2 separate regions of the Homo sapiens genome follow, and region 2 is linked to region 1. Evidence: chromatin loops called from intact Hi-C (ENCODE). Cell type or tissue: endothelial cell of umbilical vein. All regions are shown on one strand.

Evidence for each region. Hi-C counts contacts between places; a loop is a spot of excess contacts. Peaks named below come from ENCODE experiments on the same cell type or tissue, not always from the same donor. Only the 100,000 strongest peaks of a DNase experiment are listed, where the experiment ranks them.
Region 2: a loop joins it to region 1, with 3 times the contacts of the local background. A loop is called at or near these places in 34 of 110 quality-filtered maps.

What each region holds. Positions count from the first base shown.
Region 1 is chr11:87,276,833-87,284,832 of GRCh38, forward strand. All of the region lies in intron 6 of TMEM135 (transmembrane protein 135), which reads left to right. Among named protein-coding and RNA genes, the nearest start is that of TMEM135, 240 kb to the left of the region's middle. In endothelial cell of umbilical vein, a CTCF peak has its summit at 4,845; a DNase peak (open chromatin) is centred at 4,869.
Region 2 is chr11:86,951,591-86,959,590 of GRCh38, forward strand. It overlaps FZD4 (frizzled class receptor 4), which reads right to left and starts at 3,805. Exons shown (of 2, transcript NM_012193.4): 1 at 3,211-3,805; 2 at 1-880. The coding sequence starts at 3,495. It overlaps FZD4-DT (FZD4 divergent transcript), which reads left to right and starts at 4,031. Exons shown (of 3, transcript NR_038905.1): 1 at 4,031-4,122; 2 at 6,392-6,436. It also overlaps a transcript of PRSS23 not described here. RefSeq lists silencers at 3,483-3,532, 3,663-4,032, 4,383-4,532. In endothelial cell of umbilical vein, no CTCF peak of the experiment used is centred here; DNase peaks (open chromatin) are centred at 901, 1,581, 3,881, 4,461 and 3 weaker places; H3K4me3 peaks cover 4,383 bases; H3K27ac peaks cover 4,740 bases.

The DNA.
Region 1 (8,000 bases):
GGCTAATTTTTGTATTTTTAGTAGTGACAGGGTTTCACCATGTTGGCCAGGCTGGTCTTGAACTCTTGACCTCAGTTGGTCCGCCTGCCTCGGCCTCCCAAAGTGCTGGGATTACAGGCGTGAGCCACTTTACCTGGCTTTTTTTTAAAAAATAATTTAATATTTATGGAACTTTGGAGTAGGAGAATAAAACTGCAGAATTTATATTATGAATTTTTAGGATTAATAAAATTTTGAAGGTTTCAATATATGTATTTTTTACCCAACATTTCTTACCCAGAAGTATTGCTAACATTATGTAAAAACAAGATTTTTTTGAGACCGAGTCTCGCTTTGTTGCCCAGGCTGGAGTGCAGTGGTGTGATCTCAGCTCACTACAACCTGCACCTCCCGGGTTCAAGCGATTCTTGTTCCTCAGCCACCTGAGTAGCTGGGATTACAGATTTGTGCCACCATGCCTGGCTAATTTTTGTATTTTTGTAGAGATGAGGTTTCACCATGTTAGCCAGGCTGGTCTTGAATTCTTGGCCTTAAGTGATCCACCTGCCTTGGCCTCCCAAAGTGCTGAGATTACAGGTGTGAGCCACTGTGCCTGGCCCAAAAACAAGATTTTTAAAAACGTGAAACTGCCGTATTGGATCACATTTGCTGTACTCTGAGAATAAGCAGTAGTAAACAACTCTGTTTTTGTTTTTTGTTTTTTTTTGAGACAGAGTTTTGCTTTTGTCCCCCATGCTGGAGTTCAGTGGCACAATCTTGGCTTACTACAACTTCCACTTCCTGGGTTCAATCAATTCTCCTGCCTCAGCCTCCCTAGTAATTGGGATTACAGGCGCCCACCACCACGCCTGGCTAATTTTTGTATTTTTAATAGAGACAGGGTTTCACCATATTGGCCAGGCTGGTCTCGAACTCCTAACCTTAGGTGATCTGCCCTCCTCAGCCTGCCAAAGTGTTGTGATTACAGGCGTGAGCCACCATGCCCGGCCAACTCTTAACATAAAATGTTACTTTTATAAATTAGAAAGACTTTAATTGTCTACCCTGTGACCTAAACTTGCTTCTTAATGATACTCTGGAGTCAGTCACTTTCTAATAGATCTATAGATGATTTAAAACATTTTATCTATTTTTCCCTTGTAATGCATAGCTATGATTATGTCATTCTGTTCAGAAATCCTCTGTGATTTCCTATTGCCTTCAGGACAGTCTAAATTCTTGGACCAAGTCCTTCCATTGTCTAGCCTTGCTCTACCTGTATAGAATTCTCTTCACTCAACTCAAGCTATGGTGATGTTCCTCAGGCTTTTACCTTGTATCCTTTGCTAGCCTTTGCATCCTTACTGTTACCTCTATACTAAAAAATTCAGTCTGCACAAATGATATCTTTTCCCTAAAACCATCTTTGATTCTTTAGTTTTGAGCAATTTCTTTATTCTTTGAATTTCATAAAGTGTAATGTGTTTCATAACACATATACATTTGTAATCTCTAAAATATATAATTTTTTACCTCTAGTTCTGTTACTGATTCAGGCAAATTTTCGTTCTTTTTTTTTTTTTGAGACAGAGTCTCACTCTGTCACCCAGGCTGCACGATTTTTGCTCACTGCAACCTCCATCTCCCGGGTTCAAGTGATTCTCCTGCCTCAACCTCCCTATTAGCTGGGATTACAGGTGCCTGCCACCACGCCCAGATAATTTTTGTATTTTTAGTAGAGACAAGGTTTCACCACATTGCCACATTGCCCAGGCTGGTCTCGAACTCCTGACCTCAAGTGATCTGCCCGATTCGGTCTCCCAGAGTGCTGGGATTACAGGCATGAACCACATAATTTTCATTCTTTGAAAATTAACTTTGAGTTATAATTTATATACAATAAAAATATACACATTTGAAGAGTATACTCTATGAGTTCTATGAGTTTTGACAAATGTAACCACCCCCAAGGTCAAATTCAGAATATTTTCATCATTCTTTAAAATTTCTTTTGTGCATTTTTTTGTAGTCGGTTTCTATCTCTCCTCTCATCCCTGATAGCAGGAACAGATGGATCTGCTCTCTGTCACTTTAGATTATGAAACTTTTTTCTAGAATTTCACACCAGTGGAATCATACAGTATGCACCTTTGTGTCTGGCTGCTTCTCAGCATTTTTTTTTTTTTGAAATTCATCTATTTTGTTGAGTGTATTAGTAGTTTGTTCTTCTTTATAGCTGAGCAGTATTTTATTATATGGATATGCCACAATTTGTTTATGCATTCACATGTTGATGGACTCATTTCTAGTTCAGGTCATTTTTTTTTCATTTGGCAATTTATATCACATGTACCATTATCCTCAATTAGTAAATGATTGTGTACTAGTATGATTATATCAGTTTGTATCTTTGGAGGAAGGCCTGTAGTGATACATCTTTTAGATCATGGTGTTAATTTCAGGGGAGATGGTGTGTCTACTTCTTTTTTTCTGTCTGTGGCTCACTGTTTCACCTTAGAGTTTAAGCCTATGAGCTTGCTATGGGTAGGAACTGTTAAATTTTTCTTGTAGTCTCAGTGTGTAAGACAGCAACTGCTATACCCTCATCTTTGTAGTTGTGTTTGTTTTAGTAATAGCAGCAGCAGTAGTAATAATAAATAACATTTCTTGAGTGCTTAGTACAATAATCACATGATGTAGGTCCTATTATTTGCATTTTACAGGTGGAGAAACAGGCTCAGAATGTAAACAACTTGCTTCTCTGAATCTATAGCCCTCGCTTTTAACTCTACTGCCTCAGTGCTTAATAATTGCTTGTTGAACAGATATATGATTGTGTAAATGAATAATATTTGCTTCATAGATCTGTGGACATAGTGGTAATTACAAAAAAGTATATTGCTTACTCCACCTCATGTAACTTATTGGTATAGTCTTGGCTTTCATCATTCTTCCCTGTCCCCACAATACATTAATGATGTGACTTTATTATTCACATACACACAGAACAATATCTAGAACGACATTATAGCTGACTGAAATGAGGTTACTCTTTGTGTCAGAGACAGCCTGGATGAATGCCTGAGTGAATAGTGATAAATAAGCAGACCTTTATTATGTGGAGGCATCAAGATTTTGTGATTAGTTTGTTAAAACAACTAGTATTAATTACCTGAATTTTATAGTTTAATTAAGTTTGATATTTTATGTAGGCATCTTTACTTAGTTGTAATTTTGAAGGTTATTATTTTTAAACTAATTTGTTAATCTATCAAAAAGTTATTAAAATATGTCTTAAAGTTAATGTGTGGTTTAATCTTTTAAAATAAAGAACAAAGTATATGTTTAGATGGCATTAATATCAGTTGCTTTCAAAAATTCAGCGTGTAGGCTGTCATTTAAAAAGTTTAAACAAATAGTACCAAATGAGATTATAATTTAAAAATAAACAATGGAGTGAGATTTGGTAATAGGTCATGAACATCAAACCTGGAGTATCTTTGTTAAACATAGGTCTGGTTATGTCATTCCTCTGAGTAGCAGGACCTTTTGCTTTAGAAGTAAAGTTCAAATTCGTTTTTGGCATGGTGTGACATGTGCCAGTCTTTCTCCATTTGGTTTCCATGTCTCTGTGTTACAGTCATATTAAACCTCTCAGTTCTCAGAATATCCAGTGTTTTCTTTTTTCTAAGTCTTATATGTATTTTTCCTCCCTGCTTTCTTCCTCTACTTCTTTTTTATAGCACCTTAAATGTCTTTTTCTGAACAGCCTTCATGACACCAAAATCAATGTCAGACACACTTGCTTTGTGCTCCTAAAGCACTGTGTACTTTATATTAAAGTACTTTCTATAATGTAATATCATTATTTGATTGTACCTATACCTTCTGGATTGTGAATTCCTGAAGCCATCGGCAATGGCTGTCCTCAGCACTTGCAACCTGCCTGGCACATTGTCAACTCTTTATAAATACTTATGAAATACTTAACTGTGTGAAGGAGTGAATAAATGATGTAAAGGTGAACAACACTCCAACCTATAGACTTTATGGTCTCACCTCTTTTGCTGGATTTCAGTTCCTGGTAGCGTGATGAACATGCCTATCAGCCGTATCCGCCTTCCTGCCTTTTGGATTTGATAAATTCATACTATAATCACTGTTCCATTTCATTTGTGGTATTAAGAAATAGCTCCTAATTAAGAAAAGACTGGAAGCCCCTATTTAGAGTATGTATGTTTATGTCTAAATGTAAATTCATAGCACATTATCAATATAAAGAAACTAATGGAACTTTATATTAAGGATGATCTCTGGGAGTTGTTAATGAGTATAGAGGTACTTGATGTAAAATAAACAAATTTCTTTAGAAATGGAAAATCAAAACAAAACAAAAAACCCTACAATTGCTGTCAAAGAAACAACTACAAGAAACTTGGCACCCAAATAGAAATAGTTAATATAAAAATGCAGTTTTTTTCAGTGATTACATGGACAAAAATTTCTTTCAACATATATTTCTTGAGTTACTCATGTACTATGCACTGTACTAGGCACTGGGGACACATGCAGACAAACACGTTTATGTATTCACATATAGTGTAAAATACTAATTGATGTGTTGTAGACTATCCTATTTCTGAAACCAGTACCAGAAAGATTTTAAATATTATCACACTTAAAGTGAAAAAAGTTATTGTGAAAAAGACTATTGATAGTATTTTATGAAGAAAAAGAAATTGTGCTTTGAATTTTCTTAAATATAAACAAATACAGTTGATCTTCAACAATTATATACTTGGCGTGTATGGTAGACTGTGTTATTGTTCAAAAACCTTTGCTGCCCCTCCCTGGAGAAACTTTATACTTCCCTTCCCTATTGACATCATGCCTGGAGTTACGACATGTTTTGGCTAAAGAAATATGAGTGGAAATGATTTATGTATACTTATGAGCAAAATCTTTAAGTCAGAACACAGTTTCCTATGTTTGTTCTTTTTCTCTGCTGTGACAATCAGCATTTGCAGATAAAGTTTCTCTGTTACCCTAAGGTACAAAATGAAGATTTCACGTAGTTGAGCCATAGCTAACTCTTGTTTGACATGTAGCGTGAGCAGAAAATAAACTTTTTTTGTTAAAAGGCATTGACATTTTGTTACTGCAACATAACTTAGCTCAGTGGTTTTCAAGCTTTAGCATTTTTAAGAATCCTGTGGAGATTTTGTTAAAACACAAGTTGCAGAGATTGTTGGGCCCCACACTTAGAATTTCTGAATTCAGGAGGTCTGGAGTGGGGACCAAGAATTATATTTCTAAAGTGAAAAGCTTTTATGAAGGGGAGGTGGATAAGAGAAGCCAGCATGAAGTCTTGACCAATGGTACACACTCAGGCAAATCATGTTTAGATAGGAGAACATGTGGAAGTGAGCAACTGGACATTGGTTCATTTTTTTTTTTGCCTTTTCTTTTTGAGTTGGAGTTTTGCTCTTGTTGCCCAGCCTGGAGTGCAATGATGCAATCTCGGCTCACTGCAACCTCCGCCTCCCGGGTTCAAGCGATTCTCCTGTCCCAGCCTCCCAAGTAGCTGAGATTACAGGCACGAGCCACCATGGCCGGCTAATTTTTGTATTTTTAGTAGAGAAGGGATTTCACCATCTTGGCCAGGCTGGTCTCGAACTCCTGACTCTCAGGTGATCCACTCGCCTCGACCTCCCAAAGTGCTGGGATTACAGGCGTGAGCCACCGCATCCGGCCAACACTGGTTTCTTTAAAACTATCCATGCCTGTTGTCCCTTGTAAAGTCTTTGCATAAAACCAGTTGGAAGACCATTGTTCTCTACTTCATTTAGGTGATTTGTGTTTTCTTTTATATTGTCCAAGATCCCTTTACTTGTCTGTAATATTTCATCTTCACTGTTGAGACTTCAGCAGGTACAGACAGTTAGGTGATTGGGATGTATTTACAATTTGATCACTTAACCTCCTTGGGCCTTGGTTTCTTAATCTATATAATATAATTCTCTCATGTTACTTTTGTTCCAATATTTTATTTTTCTAATACCATTCTATGGGCTAGCAAGATTCCATTATGTGTTGACTCTCCCAATTTCTATTATTCATACCACAGATTAAGTTCAAAATCTTTGAGAGGATGTAAGCTGGAGTATTTGAAATTAAATGTTTCTCTTTCTTGGGGGTCAGGATACTCTATAAGTCTTCAGCTAATCAGAAAATAGTAGCTTCTGGCCAGATGCAGTGGCTGCCTGTAATCCCAGCACTTTGGGAGGCTGAGGCAGGTGGATCACCTGAGGTCGGGAGTTCGAGACCAGCCTGGCCAACATGGTGAAACCCTGTCTCTACTGAAAATACAAAATTAGCCAGGTGTGGTACCAGGTGCCTGTAATCCCAGCTACTTGGGAGGCTGACACAGGAGAATTGTTTGAACCCGGAGGTGGAGGTTGCAGTGAGCCGAGACCGTGCCATTGCACTCCAGCCTGGGCAACAAGAGTGAAATTCCATCTCAAAAAAAAAAAAAGAAAAGAAAAAGAGAATAGTAGTTTGGAAAAGCTTACAAAATGTTGTTTTTGCTCCATTACTAGGAGATGCATATTTTATTTAACTTTGGTATCAAATAAGCATAAATTTATGAAAAATTTTAGCCTGTTATAGTTTTGAATAGCTGCTCATTTTGTTCAATATGAAAACAGATTGCTATATTATTTTACTGACATATATGCCAATATGCATTTGAAAATAAATTAATGGGGCTGGGTGCGGTGGCTCACGCCTTGTAATGCCAGCACTTTGGGAGGCCAAGGCAGGTGGATCATGCAGCCAGGAGTTCAAGACCAGCCAGGCCAAGATGGTGAAACCCTGTTTCTGCTAAAAATACAAAAATTAGCTGGGCGTGGTGGCGGGCGCCTGTAATCCCAGCTACTTGGGAGGCTGAGGCAGAGAACTGGCTTGAACTTGGGTGGTGGAGGTTGCAGTGAGCCGAGATCGCGTCATTGCACTCCAGCCTGGGTGACAGAGCGAGACTCCATCTCAAAAAATAAAAAAAGAAAAGAAATTAATGTTGATTCGAAGATTCTGTTTAATTGAAAACATTTGTTTTCATATTTTTCACTATGTTTGTAGAAGGGAAAAAACTGAAAGTATTTGTTTGTCTTGAGGTCTTTAAAAAATAGATTGGTTCAGAATTGTGATTATAATTTTGTTTAATGTAAATAATTTTGGTTCGTAGCAATGCCATAATTTTAAGACACTTGCTAAATTTTTCCTTGGATTTACATGAAACATTATTTGATATTTTTTTGGTTGTTGCCTATAGTTAATTTGTTAAGTCTGCACTCATGCCATTTCCTTGGGAACTGCAAACAGGCCTTTCAGTTTAGGTCCAATGAAACCACAATCTGCTCCTTTTACAACTATTTTAAAGTTTGACTAGTGTTACTATTACCAGTTCATTTTCAGAAGGAAATTTATTCTGATTAACATTTCTTTTAGAAACAGTCTGAAGGTGATTCTTGGTTTCTTAGCAATTTAAGGCTGCTTTGGAACATGACCTTCCTAGTTTGGACTTTAAAGCAGAAACAGTTCCAGCTTCTCCAAGTTTAAGGAGAAATCTGATTCTATTGGAGTTGTTGCTGTAAGTTTTAGTCCAACTGTTTCCAATTTATAGTTAGGACACACCAGAAAAAAGTGCACAATTATCGTCTGGGGACTTAGAATCTCACTTGATTACCCATAACTGCGGCCTGCTTCAGCAGCTTTGCTTGGGCTCTTGAAGACAAAGCCAAGTATCAGTGTTCCATTCTGTATGAAATAAATGTACTGTGAAATATTTATCAGAATAGAAAATAATATTTTTAATACACTGGGGAATTTCACTATTTAAAGGAATTCTATTGGAAGTTATTGAAGATATAATGTGTTCATAAAGGAAACAAAATAATCTTCCCCAAATTTCTTAATTTCTTGCTATTTCAAGTTCAGATATTTGTATGTGAGTTTTCTTAAAA
Region 2 (8,000 bases), 330 kb before region 1:
CGGTGAGGGCATCGAGATTTTGGTTTCCAACATAGCACAAGCCAGTCAGTTCATCTGCATCCACCAGTCTCATAATCAAGATGACAATGGTTTTCACTGCGGGGATGGCCCAGGCTGCAATGTGGAAATAAGAGCTGTGCATTTCAATGGCTTCATGACCCCATTTGAGTCCTGCTGCCAAAAACCAAGTGAGTGTCAGAATAACCCACCAAATGGAGCTGGCCATTCCAAAAAAGTACATCAGCAAGAAAATTATTGCACATCCTGTGTTCTTAAGTCCTTCTTGGATGAGAACAGGTTCTGCTGCCTCTTCAAAATCACAGGATATCCTTTCCCGGCCTACAGTCAGCCTGACAATATAAGCAATGCTATAAATATTATAGCACATACTGAGAAATATGATGGGGCGCTCAGGGTAGGAAAACCTAGAAGAATCGATCAGGAAGGTCAGTACTGTGAAGGCAGTGGAGATGAAACACAGGCTGGCCCACACAGCCATCCAGATATCAGTGAACTCCTTGGCTGAGCGGCTGTATAAGCCAGCATCATAGCCACACTTGAGCACACAGTTCAGGCTCCTTTTCACCCAGATGTACTGATCAGAATTGGTTCCCACAGAGTGACACTCTTCCCCAGGCTGGATGGGGGTTTTGTGAGGTAAGGGCACCTCTTCATCACCTGGCCCTTCCATGCACATGTGGTTGTGGTCGTTCTGTGGTGGGAATTTGCTGCAGTTCAGACTCTCTGGCCAGGCAAATCCAAATTCCTTCAGGACGGGTTCACAGCGTCTCTTGACTGAAAGACACATGCCGCCGCATGGGCCAATGGGGATGTTGATCTTCTCTGTGCACATTGGCACATAAACAGAACAAAGGAAGAACTGGAAAAGTAACAAAATGAACACACACAAAAAAAACAATGACTTGGAAGTTTGACCAAATGCTCCCACAAAGCTGAGTTGAATGCTTCCAGGCAATCTAGGTATCTACTTTTAAACCAACCTATCGGGAGTCTGTCTGTTTACTCTGACCTCAAACAAGGGCGCCTGATAATCCATCACTTACATACTTTTCTTAGTTTGGCTTTAGTAATCCTTTCCAGAAGAATGTACATAAATAAATAAATAAAATAAATAGGGTCTGAAGAATTGCATAAGCCCTCTTTGCACAACACTTGAAATAAATCTTAAAAAACTGGCTTTCAATCTCCTTCCATTTTAGAAACTATTTGAAAAAGCTAAAGAAACTAATATGACTCATTTAGGTGGTTTATTTTTATCCCCGTTTCTTTATCATTTTAAAAATAAAAGTTAAAAAAAAATGTAGATCCTGTTAGTATTCTCTTCTCCCTAATTTATCCCTTAAAAATTTGTTTAAACTAGTCCCATACTGAAACAAAAAATGGCCCAAATGAGACACTGTTAGACTCAAGGATGGGATGCAGATTGAGGTCTCTGGTCACTAGGGATTTGTTTGGCCAGGTTTCCTCAATGAATAATAATGAAGCACAATAGGAAAATGTAAATGTTAAGTCGCTGAAACTGCAGTACCAGCAGGGGAGAGTCCAGTTGCTGTCCTCAATTCCTCCAGCATTGATAAACAGTCTGCTTGGCTCCTTACAGATGTTGTCTATGAAGTCTAGAGTTACAAGTAACTATTTTCCAGCATGTAAAGGGATCCAGTCTTGTCCTTCAAAACAGCTTGGCCGCTTTCCCCAGGATACATGTAATTAAAAATATATATCCCTGCAAAAGCTGTTTCTCCAACAAATTGCCACTGATGTCAGGATATGTGCTGTTTCCAAACTGAGAGCTGGAGGATCATTTCTTAAGCTTTTATAACCTAGTTCTAAAGTTCTGAAACTTCCAAAGGGATATTTTAGCAGCAACAGGTCTAATCCCCACCATCTTTCCAAAACCACAAACCAAGTTTTAAAATGACCTATGTAAAAACATGCACCTAGTAAGTAAGCTGTATGTCTGTTTATTATCTCTCAGAAGTTACAGCCAGAACCACAGATTTCTTTTCTTTTCTTTTTTTTTTTGATACGGAGTTTCGCTCCTGTGGCCCAGGCTAGAGTGCAATGGTGCAATCCCCGCTCACTGCAACCTCTGCCTCCTGGGTTCAAGCGATTCTCCTGCCTCAGCCTCCTGAGTAGCTGGGATTACAGGCGCACGCCACCACGCCCGGCTAATTTTTGTACTTTTAGTAGAGACAGGATTTCGCCATGTTGGTCAGGCTGGTCTCGAACTCCTAACCTCGTGAGCCACCTGCCTCGGCCTCCCAAAGTGCTGGGATTACAGGCGTGAGCCACTGCGCCCGGCCAGAAACCAGATTTCTGAAGCCTGGACAACTAACGTCTACTTTTTCCCACAACTTCTCTCTTTTCTAAATTTCTAAAAATCACCCAGCCTCACCAACCCAAACATAACCAATGTTAACACTTTAAAAATTTTCCTGTCAGTCTTTTATTATCCCAATAAATTTTTTATTTTGCAGGATTATAATCACCCTGTATATGCAAATTCTTATTACTGTGGAATAAACATTTTCTCTATCATTAGATATGCTTTACATTTTTTAATGACTGCAAAAAAATTTCTTCCAATATACCAACCACCTTCCTGCAGCTTCTTCTCACCCTCCAAGCATTAAACGTGCCTTCAACTGTGAGGATAAGAAAGAACTCAAGCCAACCCAACCACTCCTTCATGCATGACCTCTAAAACGCTGCGGGACGTCGTGAGAAGGGGCTATTCAGCAGAAAAAGGTGCAGTAGTGTTTCATTTAATAACACCCCAAAAATAGTGGGGAGAAGGAAGTTCGGTGAAGGATGGTCTCCTTATCACTCCCTCCAAGTCTTAGCTGCAGCTGGCTCCCTCCCACTCGCCCACCGAGCAGTGGCGGCCAGAATCCTTGGCAGAGATAACCCTCAGCTCCACTGGGGTTAGGGGTCTGGGCCAGACATGGGTGGGCAAGAGAGAAAAACGGAAGGGCGGGGTGTAAGAGTGGGTTCTTTCCCAGGCCAGATGACTTACACAACGTTTTGGCTTCCAGTCCCTGAGAAAGTGGGGGTGGGGATGGAAATCACTTTTCCAGGAGAGCTGTCTCCTTCGGGCTAGGATGATCAACTTGGCATGGGCTCTGCAAAGTTAGTTTGGAGCGTCCCTCCCCAAGGGGTCCCGCCAGGGGTGGGGGTGGGGGCGCCCACCTGCAGCTGGCTGGAGCAGCCGTACTGGATGAGCGGTGTGAAAGTTGTCAGCTGCAGCTCGGCGTCCGTCTGCAGCTCGTGCCCAACCAGGTTGGGCATCTTGGTCACGTTGTAGCCGAGGTTCTGGCACATGGAGATGCGGATGGGGTCGCAGCGCCGCTCTTCCTCGTCCCCGAAGCCCCGCGCCGGCCCCAGGAGCAGCAGCAACTGCAGGAGCAACCCCAGACTGAGACCGACGCCCCCGGGCGCCCCCGGGACGCTCGGCCCTGCGCCCCGCCAGGCCATGGCCAGCATCGGGGGTAGCAGCGGCAGCGGCTGGGGCTGCTCTGGCAGACACCCCCAGTTTGCACGGGGGCGCCGGCTGCCCGCGCTGCTCCCAGCTCCCGGGACGGGAGTGTGATGCGGCGACGAGGGGGCAGCGGCCGGCTCTCCAGCAGCTGCGCGCGACTGTGTGGGATTTTAGACGTCCCGGGCCGAGGCCGAGGGACAGGCTGCGAGGGTCATGGCTGCAGGCGGCGAGCCCACAAGCCGGCGCCGGCCGCGTCCGTTCGGCGTCTCCGCGAGGCCAGCCAGCAGCCAGCGCTGCGCAGCTCTCACCGCCGGAGCCCTGCGCGGCGCTGGAGGCTCGCGGCGCGGCGGCGGGGCGGGACGGACAGCGGGCCTCTCCAATGGCCGGGCGCGGTGGGCAGCTAGGGGCGAGGCGGCGGGGCGGGGCCGCTCTCCCGCAGGAGGAGTCAGGCCCCCGCCCTCCGGCCCCCTCCTCCGGCCGCCCCTCCCTCCCTCCCTCCCCTAGCGCCCCGCCCCGCCCGCCTCCCGGCTCTTGCTTTCCTCCCACCCGGATCTAGGCGCGCAGGGGCCAAGCAGGGACGCAGCCCAGTGGCTCCAGCCACGCCGTCCTGCCCCCTTCTGCAGGTGAGAAGTGCGCCCTGTTCCATCTGCCCCCTTTCCTTCCTGTCTCCTTTCAGCTGTAACCTAGGCCGGTGGCCACCTCCCCGTCAGGCAGAGAAACGTACACAAAGAATTGGGGATTTGGATTTACACCGATTGTGGCTTTCAGTCCCGGTTGTGTGACCTTGAGCAAATTGCTCAACCCCTCGGCGTCAGTCTCCTCTGTAAAGTCACTTGGGAGGATTAGAGATAAAGTGTAGAAGGCTTAGCATGGTGCCTGGTACTGCGTGAGTCCACAGCTATTTTCACTCCGGACCAGCGGCGATCGGGGCCCGGCCTCTCCCCGCCCCCAGACTCGCCCGACCTGCGCAGGGAGCCGCCCACCTCCAGCCGCCAGCGGGGAGGCGCCCCAGAGCTGCGGAGCTGCAGACCCGCCGACGGTCTCGCGCTCTGATTTCCTCACCGTATGAAATGAAATTCCACAGGGGGATTCGAAAGGAAATGAGACCGGGACTCTCCGTGCTTCTCGGCCCGCCGCCCTTCCTGTCTCGGGGACACGGTTTCTAAATAAGGTTGGGAGGGTGAGAGGGCGGGAGGGGAGAGGCTTGACCTGTGCACTGGGGACGAGGAAGGCGCACAACCACCGTGACTCCTCTCTCCCGGCCTCCCGGGCACCCCCTCCCCACCAGGCTGCACCCCTTTTTTTCTTTGCTTCTGCTTCGGCTCCTAGGGATCTGGGGATCATGTGACCCAGGTTTGAACCCAACTTTCCTGTCTCATTACCAGCCCCCCGCGGCTTTGTGCTGGTCCACCCTCTCTCTGCTTTCCAGTCGGCCAGTAAACTCCCAGCAGGTGGATTCCTCCACCGTTTACTTGTTGCTTGACTGTGTTGAAGCTATGGTGCCTCTCTGAGCCTCAAAGTGGCCGGCTGTAAAGTGGGGAAGTTCATATCCACCTCACACAGTTGTTCTAAGAGTTCAGTGAGATAATACCTGTAAATCATTTAGCAGTGTCTGACACATAATAAATGCTGAAGAACTTGGTGATTGGGGTGTGTGTGTGTGTGTGTGTGTGTGTGTGTGTGTGTGTATGTGTTTCCAAAACAGCTAGGGGAGATCAATTATGGGACAGCCTCCTGCTTTCCAGCCTGGTGCTAAAGACAGCTCCAGCAGCCCCGGAATGAGGATCTGGGTAAAAGGCTTTTCACCCTCTTCCTGAGATCTTTTTGTCCAACACTTGCCACTGTTTTATGCATGTTTTTATCCTCCCATTTCAGCCAATTCTGTGGCATATGGCAGAGGCTAGATGCAAGTTGGAAGAATGTCTGTGCCACTCATGTGACACTCATATTCTGTCTTGTATTTTTAGTCTTCTTATATTGGCAACGAGACTTGACTGAGGGCAAAAATGGAATCAACTTTTTTTTGGTATTTGGCTCTGTGCCTAGAACTGTGTTGGACACGGAGAAGCTGCATTGTCTCCAGTCATCATCATAAACTCCCAGTGAAGGAGGTTCCGTTAGCTCCTTATAGAGATTAGGAAACTGAGGCTAGAACCACAGTAATAGAAAATGACAAGACCAACCAAACCAGGGCCCAGAAGAGGCTCTTCAAAGATGGAAGGCAGGGCTATTTTCCCAGAAAAAATTCCCAGCTGGAAATCAATGTACTCAGCAATAGGATTGAATCTCTGTGTGCCTGTGCTGAGTAATGCATAAAACCCTTGGCCTACAGAGATGAATAAACGATCAGATGTAGAGATCAAATGATCTATTAATCATTTGGGTTACAGAGATGAATATATAATCAGATGAACAGATCAAATGAATAGATAATCCTCATCCTTTAGGATCTCACAGGAGGAGACAAAGGATTAACAAACAACAATAACTTAGTTTGCTAAGTGCACAGATAGAGAATTGTGGGTGAATTGAAGGTAGAAGTGGCTGAGTCTGGAGGGCTACTCAAAGGGGGATGACCTGCAAGACTCGTAGCTACTCAACAAAGTGTAGTTAGTATGCAATTGGCCCTTCTTCTAGGGAAGAGTGGTGGTGGTGGGGTGTGCTTTGTGCTGAAGATATGGTTACATGGTTTATTAAACAGTGAACTCCCTGAGGTCAAGGAGGAGGACCTGTCCCTCATACAGGGCCTGGCACACAAGGAACATCATTTGTTCTGGGTGAAGGAATACTGTTTTCAAATCAATAACAAACCACTCATATAGAACTCTTACTTTCAGACACTGTGTTACATGCCTTACATTCTTAATTTTATTTATTTCTCACAACTTGCAGAAACTGATGCTCTGAGAGGCCAAGCAGTTTGCCCAAGATTACACAGTAAGTCGTAGAGAAGAACTCATGCATGTCTGCCTGGCCCTAAACTCTGTGTGCATGGTACTGCTCTTGCAGAGGAAACTGCTTCACGCCCAGCCTAATCCATAGTTAAAGATGACCATTTTGTGATCTGGACCTCTTATTCCTAGACCTGGCATCCTGCCTCAGCTTGCTTGAAGCAATTGTCTCCTTTGAGAACACATGAAGAAGCCCCTTCCCTATCAGAAGCTTTTTCTGTCAACAGCTTTTCTTTCTAGTCGTGGAACTCATCACCAGTATTTTCCAAAAAAGAAAGCTAGGGGAATCACATTTCAGTCTGAATGTGGAAAGACAACAAAGACCATAACTTAGAGCTAAATCTGAATGGCCTGGAGCCCCTCAGCCTCCCTCTCCTGGAGTGGTTTACACAGTCCACAATCTGCCCCTGGTGACAGGCATGGCATGTTTGTCTTTGTTACAGAAAACACTTCCCGAGGGAGTCCCAGGCAGAGGGATATCCACCCTGTGACATGCACAGCATTTCTGAGAGGAAAAGATAGGGACACCTGAATAAAGTGTAGGCCATGGGCCCCTGCTAACTCTGGCTTGAGTGCCTGGGCAGTTTCCTTGGTCCAGCCTCTGAGCAGTAAAGATTCAACTACTTTGGAGCTGCAACAAACATGACTTCAACAGTCTGTTGGGCAGTTGGAGGGCTCTCCATTTGTATCTAATAAGAGGCTGGGTTCTTATTAACTCCGGTGATGTGTTAATTTTTCAACCTGACGTTTTCTGCTCTAATAGATTCTTGTAATGCTTACTAAATTAAAGGCTGCATTGGAAGAGTAATGTTTAGGTTAAAATGCATCACCTAAGGGGGTGGAAGCTATAAACATCCTTTCCCTCCTACGGGAAAATCTCTCATTTGCGGCTCTTTGCTAACCCAATTAAGTGCTGAAGTAGTTACCCTAGAGCCTGCTTTTTATTTCCTATGAAACAATCCAACTAATCCATATTCAGTAGCTTCCAAGAAAAGTCTTATTCCAACCACTCATGAAGAAACCAGCTTCTTTGAATCTAGATAGAACATTTAGAACTCACAAAGAGCTGTCTTGATGGAAAGTGCAAGAAAGTGGTTCATTATTATCTGCCTGGTTTTTGAGGGAAATAATTCACTGGGACTAAAACCCCATAAGTATTGGGAATTTACTGTGGAACAACAAAAGCAAAGCAAGAAGATGCCATGCCACATTCCATCCATTTATAAATAGGGTGTTACATCTCCCCCTGCACCCAAACTAGTTATAAAACAAAAGTGCGCCTGCTGAGTAAGGTGGAAGGGAACACTGATCTTACTTCGAGCTGAGGAATCAAAGTTCCCAAGAGATTAATACCTATTAAGTGGCAGAGCCAAACTCCCTTCTTAGTCCATTGCACCACTAGCTAGCAGAGAAGAATTGTCACCACAGAGCTCTTGCATGTCAAGAAATAGAAGCTCAAAATTTTTCCTACCCATAAGTTTAGCAAGCATTAAATGGTACATCAGACATCCTTATTTATTGGTGGTGATGAGTTAACGCAAAGATGAACA